2 separate regions of the Mus musculus genome follow, and region 2 is linked to region 1. Evidence: chromatin loops called from intact Hi-C (ENCODE). Cell type or tissue: heart. All regions are shown on one strand. Each heading gives the region's core, and the rest is flanking DNA. Links, peaks and the distances in the headings are about the cores only. Region 1 holds the start of Trabd (TraB domain containing). Region 2 holds the start of Dennd6b (DENN/MADD domain containing 6B).

Region 1 (5,366 bases), core at 262-5,261:
CTTCTACAAGAAGAACTGTGGTAGGGCAGAGGGTGGCAGAGACCCTGAGACAGCCTCAGAAACCTTATGTTCCTGGCCTAAGGCTGGCTGTCTTTACAGAGGCAAGCAGAGCTTACTTACCATACTGCTCCAGCCTGGGGGCCCCCTCCTCCCTAGTCTGGAACCTGTCCTAAAACACAGCCTGGACATTTTATATAAAGGTCAGCACATCTGGGAACTGCCGTGGCTGGCTCAGAGCCTGTGCATAGCCAAGTCAACAGTAAACACCCTGGCATCTGTGCCTGGAGCTTCACCCTTCACCTTTCATTAACAGAATTAAGTGCTTCAAAGAAACAGGAACAAGGAAGTGTGGGGGGAGGGCTCTGAAGAACCTGCCTTCCAGGACAGTGTTAGGGACCGTCCCTTCCACACCATGGAACCCCATTCAGGGGCAGGGAGGGTAACCCAAACAGCGACTAACAGTGAAAAAGGAGAGGATAACCCTTGGTCTGGCTAAAGACACGGAAGCAAACCAGTATTACTAACAGCAGCACCAGGCCGCAGAGCATGAGATGAAAACTTAAAACATCCTGTATAAGTGGGCGGGCCAACCAGAGGCTGTAGCAAAGCCAGCAAATGGGAAAGAACCACGTCGGCCATGCCTGCCCTGCCCTTTAAGAGGTGGGGCTGCCCCAGGTTTGCAGTTGGCTTGGTAGATCTACCCTTCAAAGCTCATCCAGGGTGCCTCTGAGCCTTCGAGGGGTATGGAGGCTACCAGAGTTGGAACATTGGCTCCAGATAGCCTTGGAGAGACTCCCTGGCTGGCCCATAGCAGGACTAGTTTCACCTCTGGTTATATGGCAGGTGGAGGGGTCCACAGGCTGGTCAGGAGACAAGCCCTGAGCCCTTGAATCATCAGACACACTCGATACAACCCATCATCTAGAGCAGGGCCAGCTGGGAGGGGTGGTCAGGCAAGAAGGCTACTGACAGCCTCTCCCCACTCCTTAAGCCAGAAGTCTGTGATTCTGGGTACCCGGCACTATCAAATCTACACATTTTCTGATCCTTTGGCTTCCTGCCTGTCAGATGTACCTCCTCACCCTGATCGTTATTCCTGGCTGAGCAACTGAGGTAGCCCTCCACTTCCATACTCACCTAAGCACCCAGCCACTGTACCTCCACAACATTTGTCATGCATCCTTCTCAGACATAGTCACGCCGTAAGAAGTATCTTCCTACTGCCCAACCTCCCCAGGGACCAAATCTCTTCATAAATCCCCAGTCAGTTAGCAGACAGTTTCCAGACCCATTCCCAGCCAAGACCACACTGTAAACCTTCATAGCATAAAGTCAGAGAGCTAGGATTTCTGTCAAAGAGGCCTCAACCAGCATTTCCTAACAAGCAGGGCCGTGTCAACCAGCATCCCCGAATGAGCAGGACTGTAGGGATACTTTTCCAGGCCTGCTACCAACCAGGCTCGATGCTTCCATATGCTAAACAACAGAACTTTTAGCATCTGCTAAATTTCTAGGGGAACTAGCCTCTGAAAATTTCCAGTAGTCTGCAGTTTTAAGAGGGAAGGGTTGGCTCAAAGAGCAGAAAAGGCCCACTCATGTCAGGGCCCACAAGGAGGTATGGCCCTGGCATACTAGGTCCAAGTAACTGGAGCCACGTCAGTCAAGCTCCCCACCTGCCCAGCCCCACAGCCGTCTCTCTTCTGGATCTATCCATACTAAGTGTGTTTTACCCAAATCCATACACCGAAAATATGAGGCTCAAAATAATTACATCAACATGCAGAGGTTTTAAGAGACGACTGAACTCAAGTGAAGCCATAAGGCAGGACCCACGATGGGATTGGTGTCCTTGTAAGAGACACTAAACAGCTATGAGGACACAACGAGAAAGGGCGACAGGACAGGCAGAGCCTTCATCAGTCACCCGAAAGACTAGCATTAGACCTAGGATTGCCAACCTTTAAAGCTATACTAAGAGGAATAAACGTTTAAATTTCTCAATCCACAAAACCCTGTTACCACCCTGATCTGACACACCCATCAAGCTTTTCAATCTCTTAAAACAAAACTGTTTCTCGGATGGCAGCTTGTTTCTCGGATGGCAGCTTGCTCCCCACCGCTGGTCCAAAGCTGACCGCGATCAACTGGAAAAACTAGACAAGCCTTCACTGTCTACTCAGAAAACCAAGACAGCAAGAAATGACAGGGTGTGCAAAAGCCCTGGCCTCCTCTGGTCTGTCTCTGGGAGCCCAGCCACTGCAGGACCCGGGAAAACCTGCTCAGGCAGGACATATTTTACCTAAGTGTGGCAGAGCTGAGGGCCGGAAGAGGAAACAAACCCGAGGTGAAGAAGCCTGGCCAGCTCTCCCGGGGACCTGGTTTCTGTCCACCTGGAGATGCCCCGGAGGAGCCTGCAGGCTCCCGGCTAGCAGTCCACTGTGCCAGAGCCCTGCTGGCATCCTGCCCCCAGTACCACGGCCACCGCAAGATGAGTCTTCCTAGGGCGACAAGACAGACAAGGAGGCCCAGGGACAGCTGCGTCGCACAAGACCAGCGGACCTCCAGCCCCTCCGCTTGGGGAGCACGAAAGCTTGGAGACTGTCCCCACTTCTAAAGAAGCTCTTGACGTCCCAAAGCCAGCGAGGGCGCTTCTGAGCCTCCGGGGTCCTCTCGGGGACTCCCGAGCCCAGGAGCAGAGCCCAGGAGCATCTACACCGTCCTGGGTCAGCCCGACCCGGTGAGCTCCGGATACCCTGGTCTTCGCAGTCCCCACCTGCAGCCCGCGCCCTCCCGCCCGCGCCGTCGAGGCGCGAGGAGCCCCGGCCCGCCCGCCCGCCCGGTCAGGCCACGGCGTACCGAGAGAGGCGGCGGCGCTCCTCAGCCGGCCTCCATGCGCGCGTCGCCGGGCTGACGGGCTGGGCCGGGGCGGGGCGGGGCGGCCGGACGGGCCGGACGGGCCGAGGGTGCGGGCCGCGCAGCATGCCGGGAAACACCTCCCAGGGCCGCGCGCGCGAGGCCCCGCCCCCGCCGGGGTCTAAGCGCAGGGCTCCGCCTCCCGGCCCGACGCCCCCAGGTCCTAGAGCGCAACTCCAGTTCACCGCGGGGTGCTGGGCCCCCCACAGGCGAGTCTGTGTGACGGGGCTGCGTTCTTGAAGCGTCCGTCCGCACCACGGCCTGGAGTCTAGGGAGCCGTCAGCGCACTGGACCGGGACAGAAGCTAGGGATCATACGAGGCGCCCTTCTGGTTTCCTTGGAGAATCGCATGCCAAGTGGAGAGGCTCAAGGGCAGAACTAAAGGGACAAAAGCTGGCCCAGTCAGCCCCAGGCCATCAGGACTTCCTACGTGTTCAGCTGCTTGTGACTGAGAGCCCGGAGACTGCGGAGGTCTCAGGGTGGGCGGGGCCCCAGTGACAGCAAGTGCCCAGTATCTTAACGCAGGCTTCAAACTCACCAGTCTCCTAGGGCACCTTAAAGGGTAGGGCAGGGAGAGAGGCCACTTGGCCCACTCAGGCCAGGTCTCCGGGCTGCAGGTCCTCCTGATCAGGGTTGATGAGTGGATGAGAGGAGCCGGGTGAGCCCATAATGGACACGTCTCCATTTGAGTACCCCAAGATAGGCTCCTGTGAGAGCCAGGCAGTGACGACCTGGAGCAGGCCCTGGCACGGGCCCTCCAAAGGGGAAGTAATCTCTGCCTAGTTCCCAGCTGCCCCATCCAGCCCTTTCAGGTTCCAAAGGGTTACAACTCTGGCCCTGATTTTTGGAGACCCTGCCTTGACATTGTACCTGTGAATGGCCCTCCTGGAAGTCGGCCACTTTGAGGAAGAGAATTCTTCCTGCACCAGGCAGAATTCCCTCCAGCAGTCTGTTACACAAGAGGCCCGCATGGAGACTACTGACAGGTATTTCCTGCCAGCATCTTCTTACAGCTTCCTGGTCTCCCGGAGGGCCTGGCCTCAAGGGGACCTCTGCCTTCTTTGCTCCTTAGTGAAGCACCATTCATCCCCCCCCCCCCTTGTCCACTACTTTGATGTCTGTGTTCTGTGGCCTCTTCAGGCCTCCTCAGCCCCATTCATTCTGCTTAACAGAAGACAGGGGTGGGCTTAGAGCTGAGACTGCCAGGCCCACTCTACCCGTTCACAAAGCACAATGAGGCTCCTCTCTGAGTACCCGTACTGTTTGGTTGAAAACCCCACTGATAGGCTAGTGTCAGGAAGGGGCCTGGGTTCTAGCCCTGGTTGGCTGGCAGTGTTCTCCCTGAGCCTGTCCTTTTTCTGTGGGCAGACCATGGTGCCACCTTTCCTGCTTGCCTGTCTAGGGGAGTGGTTCTCAGCCTTTCCAATGTTGCGGTCCTTTAATAGCTCCTCATGCTGTGGTGACCCCCCAGCCATAAAATTCTTTCGTTGCTGCCTCTTAACTGTAATTCTGCTATGGCTATGAATCATAATATCTCATGGGCAGGATATCTGATACGAGATATCCCATAGGTCGAAGAGTGCTGGACTAGGGGCAAAGGATGGCATGACATTTTTCATTAGATGCTGACCCTGAAGTGCCAGAATTCTATTTTGGCTAAGTGGCTGCTGGGGATGAAAACCAGAGCTGCCCTATAACCTGCTGGTGTCTATGGGAGCCAGAAATAGGAACCGGTGTCTGGAGGACATGCCCAGCCAGGCTGCCGGGGAAACCACGGCAGGTTTCAGCTGGGAGAGACCAGGCCCCCCTTACATCTTAGGCTTTGCTTTGGAGGAAAAAAAAAAAAAAAAAAAAGCATGGCCAGCTTGAGTTCTGCTTTCTAACAGCCATTCCCCAGCCTGCGTTGCTCAAGCAGGTTCTGTGGCGCCACAGGATGAGTGGGTGACGTATCAGAGTCGGCAGATGGAGTGCACCTTGGTTTAGCAGAGCAGCTGCTGGAGGGGCTTTTTGAGGTGAGCCATGCAGGGAGTCAATGCATGTCAGGCTTGCAGGGAAAGGCTTCAACATGGCCAGAGGAGCCCAGAGTCCTTAGAAAGAGAAAGGAGCTATCTGAAGCTATTGGGAGTAAATAGAGGGGACTAGGTTCCTAGTCAGGGGTGTGGCAAGGAGAGGCCAGGTTTGAGAACAGCAAAGACCATCATGAAGGTCCCACAGAAGTAGAGCCCCAAGTTGGCAAGCCTTGTCTGACCCCAGGGATCGGAAGGATACAGGTCCCTGGCCATCTGTGTCCAGGAAGGGGACTAGCTCATAGAGCCCTGGGAGCAGAGGACACTTCCGAGGAGTAAGATGACATTTAGGCCCAGTACCCACCATGTTGCCTGCTTCTTCAGGACACGACTTGAGCCCCTTCCCCAGAAGCAGCCCCTTGCAGGTCAACTCCACAGGGCAATACA
Region 2 (5,366 bases), core at 230-5,229, 120 kb before region 1:
TAACAAAAAAGGGGTTGCTGGGTTTTACAGTATTTTCTGCTTTGATGCTGAGTGTCCTCGAGGTCAACTTGACATTCCCTTAAGTCCACATGAATGAAAAACAAAAACAAAAACAAAAACAAAAACAAAAACAAAAAACCTGCTGGGCGTGGTGGCGCATGCCTTTAATCCCAGCACAGAAGCAGGTGGATTTCTGAGTTTGAGGCCAGCCTGGTCTACAAAGTGAGTTTCAGGACAGCCAGGGCTACACAGAGAAACCCTGTCTCGAAAAACAAACAAACAAACAAACAAAACCACTTGAGACTTGGAAATTGAACCTGGGTGTGGTGGTGTCTGCCTTTAATCCCAGTGTTAGGAAGGCAAAGACGGGTGGACCTCTCGGGGTTCAAGGCCAGCCCGGTCTGCAGAGCAAGTCCCAGGACAGCCAGGGCTGTTACACAGAGAAACCCTGTCTGGAAAAAACAAGGACAAACAAAACAAAAGACCTGGAGATTGTTGCTGAAACCTGCTCTAAGTAATTTTAGGAGAGGACTTAAAAAATGAAAACACTGGGCTGGAGAGATGGCTCAGTGGGTAAGAGCACCTGACTGCTCTTCCGAAGGTCCCGAGTTCAAATCCCAGCAACCACATCCCACAATCCCAGCTCACAACCATCTCTAGTGAGATGTTCTGGAGTGTCTGAAGACAGCTACAGTGTACTTACATATAATAAATAAATCTTTAAAAAATGTTTATGTATTATTATATCTTAAGTAAACTAGCTGTCTTCAGATGCACCAGAAGAGGACTTCAGATCTCATTACAGGTGGTTCTGAGCCACCATATGGTTGCTGGGATTTGAACTCGGGACCTTCAGAAGAGCAGTCGGTGCTCTTAACCACTGAGCCATCTCTCCAGCCCCATAAATAAATAAATCTTTAAAAAAAAAATGAAAACACCAAAATCACATAGTATGCTGGATAGGATGACTGCTCTACCATCCTCAATAGCCCGAGTTCTAGACCTTTAGGGATCCGCAAACCAGACTCAGAATTGTGGCTTTGACATAGAAAAGACTGTCCATCTTATAAAGCAGAGTTTGGTTTGTTTGTTTGTTTTTTTAATGGAAATATCTTTGTTTATAGTTTAGTATTATCACAGCACTTCCAGGACAATAAGAAAGAGATGGCTCTAAGAACAATGACATACTCGGGCTAAGTACTTCTCACCCTCATTACTTCTGTCAGCACTGTGATCTGCCTTCTGACAGAATGAAAGTTGGGGCTTAATGAAAACATTTTAATACAGGTTTAAACACTATGGTTAAGAGAGTCAATGTGTCCTGGTCTACAGAGTGAATTCCAAAACAGCCAGGGCTACACAGAGAAACCCTGCCTCACAAAAACAGAGAGAGAGAGAGCGAGCTCGCAAGAAGCAAGCACACTTTGTATGGCTGATGAAGGCTACCTCTAGTCTCAGCAGAGACAGGCAGAGTTTCAGGAGTTCAAAGTGAGCCTGGTCTACATATCAAGTTCCTCACCAGCCAGGACCACATAGAGAGACCCTGTCTCATACAGGGTGTTTGTTGGGGGCACTCAGAAGAAAGTAAGACACATCCAAGAGCATAGGTGTAGGCTTCTCAAGGACCCAATAAGGCAGATCCATGAGAGAGTTACCATTGTTTAGCATTGGTCATCTCTCCCATCTTGACGGCTCTCAGGTTGTATCTCAAAAGATTACTAACACCTCCTCCCCGTTTTGCTGAGAAGGATGGGTGAGGTAGCTCTTTGGAATGCCTTAGATGGCAATCTTTAATAAAGTAAAAACAAAACTACTAGGGTTGCCCAAGAGATCTGGTGTATGCCCCTTTTCCCTGTAAGCCAGGGATTCTAATGGAAAATTGCAAGTTTATAGCAGGGAAGGGAGAAGGGCCTTAATTGTTATTTATGCTTGGGGCAGGTAGGCGAAGGCTCTCCTTCCCCCTTCTTAGGTTCCCCCAAATGTTCCTGTCTTTCTAGCCTGCCTCATTACCTCTTCATTCTAAATTCACTCTTCTATAATCCTTATCCTTAGAACTAGGCTCTGCAACTACCTTAATCCCAAAGGCAGCAGCATTCGTTGACCAGGCTGCCCCTCTTTGCTAGCCAAAGTAGGCACACTAGCCTGGAGTGGGACTAGGTCTGGGTGGACCCGCCAACTCAGGCAGAATGGCCTTCATTAAAGGCGGATGGGTGAAGGTGCCCAATGTAGTACAGACACGCGTGCCTGGCGCTCTCGGAGGTTGGAAGAGGGCGTCTAATCTCCTGGAAGTACAGTTACATTTGTGGGTGCTGGAAACAGAGCCCCCATTCTGCACGGAAGTGCAGCCCGTGTTTTTACTCGCTGAGCCATCTCTTAGCCCCAAACATTATTTTTCACGCTTTGTTTGTTTTGTTTGTCTTCATTTTCCCGTGACAGGGTTTCTGTGTGTCGCCCGAACTGTCTTGGACACTTGCTCTGTAGACCAGGCTTGCTTAGACTTCAGAGATTCGCCTGCCTTTGCCTCCAGAGTGCTGGAACTAAAGGCGTGCACCACCACAAACCACCCGTGGTTTTCACACTTTTAAAGCATTTTGAGGTTTGTCTTTAACTACCTTGGGCGATTGTCCAGCACAAAAGCTGTCCGCGACAAGCGATGACACACAAATAAACATTAGGCTCACAACCCTCGGCCGGGTTGGATACCCCTGGGGGGGGGGTGGTGCCCAACATAATTCTATGTTGCCCAGACACCCCTGGTAGACACCACTATACGCCCAGAGTCCCTCAATCCATACGCCAGGCAGAGATGACATCAGGAACCGCCCTTTCTCTTCTGCCAGATGCAGGGCCACACTAGCCACCTACTGGCCGACCCGGGTCACGCAATCTCCATTATCGGGAAGCGCCTCCATCTCTAGACCCTTCTAACCGGCTGGGGCCTTTCTCGCTGGTACGTTAGGCGACACTCTAGGGCGGACGCTCCTCTAGCGCCAGGGGGCGCGCGGCTGCTCCGGGGCCCTTCTGGCCTACGGCGGCAGCTCGACTGCTCCGAGGCGGCCCAGGTGAACCCCTGCGTTTCTCCGCAACGTGCCCGGGTACCGCTGGAGCTGCTACCATGGAGGTGCCGGTGGGTCCCGGGCCCCGGCAAGCTGGCGGAGGACTAGGCGCGACAAGATCCTCGTCCTCCGGCCGCGCGGCGCGGACCGCGGAGATGCCCTGGGCGCGCTTCTCTGCCTGGCTGGAGTGTGTGTGCGTGGTCACCTTCGATCTGGAGCTGGGCCAGGCGCTAGAGGTGAGCTGATGGGCTGGCTGACCCTCCAGAACTGTCTTAGTACCTCTCCTTCGGCGGCCTGAACCTCTCCAGAGGCCCCTCCTCTCCGGACGTCCCTCCTCTCCCGATGCCCCTCCCCCTCACGCTCCTCCCTTCTCTCGCCTGCACCCCTGCTTCTTTCCTCCCATTCCTCTAAGCCGCCGCGCGGTTTCTCTACCCGGGGCGCCCACCCTCCAGGAAGCAGGACTTTTCGCCTGTAGCCTTCCTGCTTGGTCTAGGGTCTTCTTAGGAGCCTCTCGGAATATTTTGCACCCTCAGGCTGACCTTTCCCCCACTTCCTTCGGCTAGTGACTAGCTTAGAGACCTCCTCTTTCCTATTGCCTGTCACCTCTCCAAGAGGAGCCTCTTCCTCAGAGCTCTAGAAACCCTTCCCAGGCCAAGGAAGGAAAGATCTGTAAAGCCTGACTGCCTGTCCATCAATGTATCCTACGCAGCATCTAACATGGACCTTTCTCCAAAGAGGCAAACATATCTCCAGCCCCTTGGTTGCTCAAGCCAGAGTCCTAGGGTTCCCCCCACCTTGCCCCCGCCACCGCCCCCAGGTCTCACACTGGGTCTGCTGCAGTCTTCAGTGTCACTGGTAGTTCGCTTCTGGCATTCCTCTTGTCTTTCAATTAGAATCAGATCCAGACCCTGTGAGGCCCTGCTTGGTTCCTGTGTCTTGAGCTCTTCTCAACCTTTGGCATCTGGTCACCAGCTGTGAGCAGCTGGGCAGGGTCTTAGGCTTTTGATGTGGTCTTTCTGTGGTCTGAAGGCCTCCATCCCCCTTACCCACCTACAAAGAAAGGCAGCTTCTCTTCTACTAGATAAGATGAAAATATCAGCCAGGCATAGTAGTGCGCGCAAACCCAGCATTTCGGGGACTGGGTGGGGGATGGGAGGTTGGTGAAGCAAGATGATTAGTTTGAAGCTAGTCTGGATTGATAGAGTCCCAAAGGAGCCTGAGCTATAGAATCAGACCTTGTTGAAAGAAAGAGAAAGGAAAGAATGAAAGAGAGGGGAGAGAGAGAACACATTGTGGCACATGTCTTTCTTTAATCTAGTACTCTGGAGGCAAAAGCAGGCTGATCTCTATGCTCAAGGCCAACCTGGAGCAGGCAAGCCAAGGCTACATAGTGAGACTTTGTCTTTTAAAAAAAAGGGAGGGGGCTGGTGAGATGGCTCAACGGGTAAGAGCACCCGACTGCTCTTCTGAAGGTCCTGAGTTCAAGTCCCAGCAACCACATGGTGGCTCACAACCATCCGTAAGATCTGACTCCCTCTTCTGGTGTGTCTGAAGACAGCTGCAGTGTACTTACATATAATAAATAAATAATTTTAAAAAAGGAAACAAAAACAACAAAAAGCAAAACCCACAAAACCACCAGGAAGATAGGAGGAGGAAGAAAGTGTTACAGGCTCAATGAAGCTTTTGACAGGTCCAGTTAAGGTAATGACTATGAGCCGGTGGTGGTGGCCCACGCCTTTAATCCCAGGACTTGGGAGGCAGAGGCAGGTGGATTTCTGAGTTCCAGGCCAGCCTGGTCTACAGAGTGAGTTCCAGGACAGCCAGGGCTATACAGAGAAACCCTGTCTTGAAAAAACAAAAAAAAAAAACCAAACAAAGCCTTGGTTAAAAAGCCCCACTTTCTGCACTGTAGATCCTTTCCTGTAGAGTTACAACAGAAGTTGAGAGACTTTTCCTTTAACCAAAGGGAAAAAAGAAAAAGAAAACCTGGTGTGGTGGCGCACACCTTTAGTCCCAACATTCAAGAGGCAGAGGCAGGCTTATCTCTGTGAGTTTGAAGCGAGCCTGATCTATATAGGAAGTTCCAGGACAGCCAGGACTATGTAAAGAGACCATGTCTCCAATAAAGAAACCTTCCCTCGCCCCCTCACCCCCCACCCCATGCATTCTCATTTCTTGTTCTCTAAAAGATAGCCATTTAGGAACTTAATTCTAAGCAAATCCCAAAGGCTTTTTTTGGAGAAAGGATGTAGAGTTGTTTTATACAGGGTATCATATAGCCCAGACTAATGTCATATTCATTTGTAT

The links. A loop is a pair of places that touch in the nucleus more often than their neighbours do. Peaks named below come from ENCODE experiments on the same cell type or tissue, not always from the same donor. Only the 100,000 strongest peaks of a DNase experiment are listed, where the experiment ranks them.
Region 2: a loop joins it to region 1, with 2.6 times the contacts of the local background. A loop is called at or near these places in 1 of 42 quality-filtered maps.

What each region holds. Positions count from the first base shown.
Region 1 is chr15:89,073,632-89,078,997 of GRCm38, reverse strand. It overlaps Trabd (TraB domain containing), which reads right to left and starts at 2,934. Exons shown (of 10, transcript NM_026485.2): 1 at 2,857-2,934. 1810021B22Rik (RIKEN cDNA 1810021B22 gene) reads left to right here and starts at 3,144. Exons shown (of 4, transcript NR_040417.1): 1 at 3,144-3,384; 2 at 4,800-4,925. In heart, for the core only: a CTCF peak has its summit at 3,105; DNase peaks (open chromatin) are centred at 647, 2,427, 3,037, 4,587 and 2 weaker places; H3K4me3 peaks cover 4,570 bases; H3K27ac peaks cover 3,614 bases.
Region 2 is chr15:89,194,145-89,199,510 of GRCm38, reverse strand. It overlaps Dennd6b (DENN/MADD domain containing 6B), which reads left to right and starts at 3,037. Exons shown (of 20, transcript NM_027081.3): 1 at 3,037-3,292. The coding sequence starts at 3,116. In heart, for the core only: a CTCF peak has its summit at 2,934; DNase peaks (open chromatin) are centred at 2,290, 2,930, 3,390 and 3,999; H3K4me3 peaks cover 2,199 bases; H3K27ac peaks cover 2,095 bases.